Regions from separate parts of the Homo sapiens genome. Here region 1 is linked to region 2. A link is a loop called in an ENCODE intact Hi-C map of the cell type or tissue named here. Cell type or tissue: heart left ventricle. All regions are shown on one strand. Links, peaks and the distances in the headings refer to the core of each region. The heading gives the core; the rest is flanking DNA. Region 1 overlaps TOX2 (TOX high mobility group box family member 2). Region 2 has its middle 3.1 kb from the start of JPH2.

Region 1 (2,810 bases), core at 12-2,511, 130 kb before region 2:
TGAACCTCTGCTTCCCCCTTGATAAAATGAGAACAAGCATCTCCATCCATCTTGTCCCACCAACCCTAAAAGTCTGGAGTCCAGGCCAGAGCTTCCTATCCCACTGACCATGTGCCTGTGGCCTCCTCTAAAGGCCTCCAGGGAGAATAGAGAGCAGAACTAGCTGGTAGGCAAATGGAGTTGCCAGCTGTGTGACCTCAGCCTGACCACCTAAACTCTCTGAGCCTCGGTTTTCATGTCTATTAAAACAGGGGTGCTGGCTACTCCTTCTCTGAGCTCACATCTGGGCTGGGCTTTCCCCCCGGTATGTCACTGAATCCTTACAACACCCTGTGGAGTAGCCATTGCTTTCCTGTTTGGTAGAGACACCAAGAGGTAAAGTGACTCACCCAGGGTCACCAGCGTGAATCAAGGTAGAGTCAGGATTTGAACTCACATCTGTAGAAGCAGGAGGCTCAACTGGGCTGTTGGCATGAGAGACATGAATCAAATAAGCAGATGAGTAAATGTAAAATTACAATTGTGATTGTGCCGTGTACCAGGAGGGTACATAGTTCATGAGAGTGGAAAGAGCAGGGACGGACATTGTCCCAGGGGTCAGGTCACCAGGTGAGACCTGAAGTGTGAGTTCTCTTTGGAGGAGGGGAAGTGTTCCAGACAGGGAGGCCTGGTAAGGAAGGAGGCTGGAAAAGCACAGGGGACTGAAAGGAGACCAGGATGGCCAGAGAGGAGACAATAAGAGTACCCATGGCAGAGACGGAGCTGGAAAGGAGGGCAGGGGCCAGACCACGCTGGGCTTTGCAGACCTTGGAAGTAGTCAGGCCCTGTTCTAAGAGGAGAGAAAACCAGTGAAGAGTTTTATGTAGAGGAGAGACTGGAACGGCAGCATAAGGCAGGTAAGAGTGGATGTGGAGGGTGCACAGTGATCCAGGTGGGGGAAGGTAGGGTCTGGAGCATCTTCCAGAATGGTTTAGGGTAGGGGACACAGAGCATGTCCTGGGAGCCTCCTTGCATCTGGCTTCCATTCTGAGTAAATGGAGATGCCAGTCACTGGATGGGAAATATGGGGAAAGTAGCAGGCTTGGGGCAGAGAGATGAATTACTGACTTATTTGAAACATCATCTTTACCGTATTCTAAAATTTTAGGTAATTTTGGAATATGTTATAATGCAGAGAGTTTATTTGGGAGATGATCCCCACCTCTGGTAGGGGAGTGGGGAAATGAGACAGGGAAAGGAGGGCAGCCAGGAAAGGGCACATTGTCCCAGGAGAATCCACCATGGGCAACTGGAGCACAATCCCGCTGGGAACTCAGGAGCCTGCTTAGAACGTGCCAGGCCTCAGGGTCATCCTGTCTGAGGGGCAAGGGTGCTGGGGTGGACACCAGCATTCCTTCAGAGCTGCTCCAGGGGACATTACTTCTGCAGCACCCCTGGCCTGCTACACATGCCAGGCTCCTGCCACCAGAGGGACCCTCAGGCAAAGGAATATAGCCGGTGGCAGCTGGAAGTAGAGCATGTTTGTAGGACAGGGGTAAGGACTGGGGGATATTGGCAGGGCACTGTGGCTTTTGCTATAGGGACGTCTGTCATTTTCACTTGTGTGTTTCGTTGGCAACCAATTCCCTTTCAAAAGACTTCAGGTTGTTTTTGTTTGGTGGGGGGATTTCCTTGCCGTTTTATACAGTCTGGGGAGACAGTGGTCTCAAGTCCTATGTCCCCGGGCACTCCCTCCACCGATGCTTTCTCTGACCTCATTCAGCGCAGCCCAGAGGCAAGCAAAGGTGGTTGAGAGTCCCAGCCCCTGTGTCGGTTTCATTTCTGCTTACCTGTCTGACGTTTTATTTCTAACCCAAGAACTTGGCATATATTTATTTCCATCCGATAATGGGCATTTCTCTCCTTTTACTTAATGCGTTCTTTTACTTAATGCGTTATAAATGGCTTGTTTCTCCCCATTTTCCTAGCAAATTGTTGAGTATAAAAAGTTAGGAATTTAATTTGTAACTGCCAAGCTTACTATTTATTTTATCATTTCTGATCATTTTTAATTCCTGAGTCTTCTAGGTTTAAAAAAAGTGTCTATAATTATACACATATTTATACATATGTATCTTTTACAAATGATAATTTTGTCTCCTTTGTTATTTGTTTTTTAAGAGACAGGGTGTCACTCTGTCACCCAGGCTAGAGGTCAGTGGCATGATCATAGCTCACTGCAGCCTTGAACTCCTGGGCTCAAGCAATTTTCCCAGCTCAGCTTCCCAAGTAGCTGGACTACAGGCGTGCCATGCATCACCATGCCCCACAAAATTTTTTCTTTTTTTTGGTATTTTGTAGAGACAGGGTCTTGCTGTGTTGCTCAGGCTGACAAACTCTTAGCCTCAAATGATCATCCCACCTTGGCCTCCCAAAGTGCTGGGATTAGAGGCATGAGCCACTATATCCAGCCATATCTCCTTATTTTGTCTCCTCACTTCTCAGATTTCTAATTCTGTTTTCTTTTCCCAGTTATGTTGACTAGGACTTCTAAAAAAGAGATGTTCAGCAATGGCGGGGATAGTGGTCTTCTTACTTTGCATTACCTCTCATGTTTCACTATTAAGCATAAGGCTGGATGTTAGCTTGTGTCAGTTTTTGAAATCACATTTAGAAATGTGACTTATATTCCTATTTTACTATTAATACACTAATAACCAAGAGAGGTAGTGAGAAAATAATAGGAAATAAAAAAACCTTGCCTATCCCCCAAAAGTTTCAAGCCTAGGTGATGGATAGGAAAGTTCTTTCAAATCATCAAAGAGCTAATA
Region 2 (2,810 bases), core at 149-2,648:
GCTCACTGTCACCGTCTGTTTGCCAAGCTGACAGGGAGCACGTAGTGGATAAAAACTGTTTCCTCTGGGTGGTTAGGTGTGAGCCCTGGCCAGGCTGACTGACAGCCTGCTTGCACAATTCACTTCTAAGAACATCTCAGGGCTACTCCCAGGGAGTTCTGCTTTCGCCACTTCTCACTAGGTCTTTGGAGAATCACAAACTTCTTTCTAGCTCTGCTGTCAAGGGAAGAGCATCTCAAACTGGAAGCTAGGGGAGTTTGAGCTGCAGATTCAATACCGTAATCATATGTTTATGCCAGGCAGCCATTGCTACATCTTAGCAGGGTGTTCTACCTATGGGAATTTAACCACTGTTCATCCATAGCAGCTCCCTAGGGTAGCTGTCTACCCAGGGTTACTACACATAAGAATCACTTACAGACTTAAAAACATAAAGAGATCCGAGAGCCCCACCCGAGACCTACAGAATTAGATTGTCCTGGGAGAAGACTTGGGCAGTCGAATTCTTTTAAAAGCTCCTCAGATGAATCTGATTTTCATCTCTGGTTAAAAACACTGTAAGTGCTTGTTATAGTGGCTCACACCTGTAATCCCAGCACTTTGGGAGGCCAAGGCTGGAGGATTGCTTGAGCCCAGGTGTTTGAGACCAGCCTGGACAACACAGTGAGACCCCGCCTCTACAATTAAAAATTTTTTTTTTTAATTAGCCAGGTGTGGTGATACACATCTGTGGTCCCAGCTACATGGGAAGTTGAGGCAAGGAGGATCGCTGAGTCAAGGAGTTGGAGGCTGCAATGAGCCATATTTGTGCCACTGCACTCCAGCCTGGCAACCCTGTTTCAAAAAATAAATAAATAGATAGAAAACAACAACAACAACAAAACCAAGGTAAAATTTCAAATTAAGATACTGTTTAATAACATAAAAATTCATGAATCCATTTATTCATGAATCCAGTAGTTTTGGAGTTAGATATGTCTTCAAATCCCAGTCCTGCCCCTCACAAGCTGTGTGACCTTGGACCAATTGTTAATTTCTCTAAACTGCAAATTATTCATCTGTAAAAGTCCCTACCTCAGAGGATTATTGGTATCAAGAATAACAGTATCTACCTTATCTAACTGGGTGAGGATTACACAGTTAATACTGTAAAAAGGCTCAGAACACATTACACATATAATCAGTGTTAGCTCTTATGAGAGTTACTCTTACATACTAAATTACTTTTCAGGCTTAATAAAATAGTCCTCAAAGAGGGAAGAGAGAACCCCTCCTAAATATTAAATATCTTGACATCGAAGCACTCCTTATTCTCATGTTTTAAACTGCAAAACGAAGTTACTGGTAAAGGGATACTTTGACTTTGTAAAAGTTTAAGTAAGATTCTTTGCCAAATTTGGTACTGGCCTTACCTGCCCAGAGCTTTCTGACAAGCTACCATTTGTCCCGCCTTTTAAACCAGTGCATTTCAGGGAAAGGGAGACCTCTTGTGGCGTTATGTGCATTACAACGGACTTTCCTCAGAAAAACCAAGTTCTTCAAATCCAGTGGAATTTACTAAACTTGAAATATTAGCCGGGCATGGTGGTGCATGCCTGTGGTCCCAGCTACTCAGAAGGCTGAGGCAGGAGGATCGCTTAAGGCTGGGAGATCGAGGCTGCAGGGAGCCATGATCACACCACTGCACTCCAGCCTGAGTGATGGAGCAAGATCCTCTCTCAAAAAAATAAATAAATAAATAAATAAATAATAATTTAAAAATAAATAGGCCGGGCACGGTGGCTCACGCCTGTAATCCTAGCACTTTGAGAGGCCAAGGTAGGCGGACTATCTGAGGTCAGGGGTTCGAGACCAGCCTGGCCAACATGGCGAAACCCTGTCTCTACTAAAAATACAAAAATTAGACGGGTGTGGTGGCACCTGCCTGTAATCCCAGCTACTGGGGGCGCTGAGGCAGGAGAATCACTTGAACCCAGGAGGCAGAGGTTGCAGTGAGCCGAGATTGTGCCACTGCACTCCAGCCTGGGCGAGAGTGAGACTCCATCTCAAAAATAAATAAATAAAAATAAAAAATAAAATAAACTTGAAATAATTATAAACTGGTTTTAACGGTAGCTAGCCTATTCCCTCTCTTCATCTCAGATCTCTTCCCACTCCCTAGTTCTGTTCCCTGGTCACTTTCTCCCTCTATTTCCTGCTCAACTTCTCAAGCTTGACTGCTTCTCTGGGAACCTCAAAGGGAGAGAACTGGAAATCCGGAACAAGGAGAAGGACTGCACCCAGAAATCCACTGGAGTTCTTCTTAGCCATGGAAGGCTCAGCAGAGCGAGCCTCACCGTCCAGGAAGCCTTTCCAGGCAGGTGTCCTGGCTGAGCTAGTGCCCTTCCCACATGCTGTCTCCTCCCCCAAACTATGAGTTGTTTAAAGCAAGGATTTTCTTCTTTCCAAAAAACAGTGGATAGTGCTGCAGTGAACATAGGTGTGCATGTATCTTTATAATAGAATGATTTATATTCCCAAAGGAATATAAATATATATTCCTTGGGCACTGCCAAGTGCCCAAGCCACCAAACCCATTCCCAAAGGAATATAAATCAGTAATGCGACTGCTGGGTCAAATGGTATTTCTGGTTCTAGGTCTTTGAGGAATCGCCATAATATCTTCCACAAGGGTTGAAGTAACTTACATTCCCACCAAAAGTATAAAAGCATCCCTATTTCTCCACAGCCTTACCAGCATCTTTTGTTTCTTGACTTTTTAATAATTGCCATTTTGACCGGTATGAGGTGGTTTCTCATTCTGGTTTTGA

The links. Peaks named below come from ENCODE experiments on the same cell type or tissue, not always from the same donor. Only the 100,000 strongest peaks of a DNase experiment are listed, where the experiment ranks them.
Region 1: a loop joins it to region 2, with 7 times the contacts of the local background. A loop is called at or near these places in 8 of 110 quality-filtered maps.

The regions. Positions count from the first base shown.
Region 1 is chr20:44,054,769-44,057,578 of GRCh38, forward strand. All of the region lies in intron 5 of TOX2 (TOX high mobility group box family member 2), which reads left to right. Among named protein-coding and RNA genes, the nearest start is that of JPH2, 130 kb to the right of the region's middle. RefSeq lists a silencer at 1,399-1,508. In heart left ventricle, for the core only: a CTCF peak has its summit at 1,475 (motif pointing right); no DNase peak of the experiment used is centred there.
Region 2 is chr20:44,188,922-44,191,731 of GRCh38, forward strand. No RefSeq gene overlaps it. Among named protein-coding and RNA genes, the nearest start is that of JPH2, 3.1 kb to the left of the region's middle. In heart left ventricle, for the core only: a CTCF peak has its summit at 1,482 (motif pointing left); no DNase peak of the experiment used is centred there; H3K27ac peaks cover 678 bases.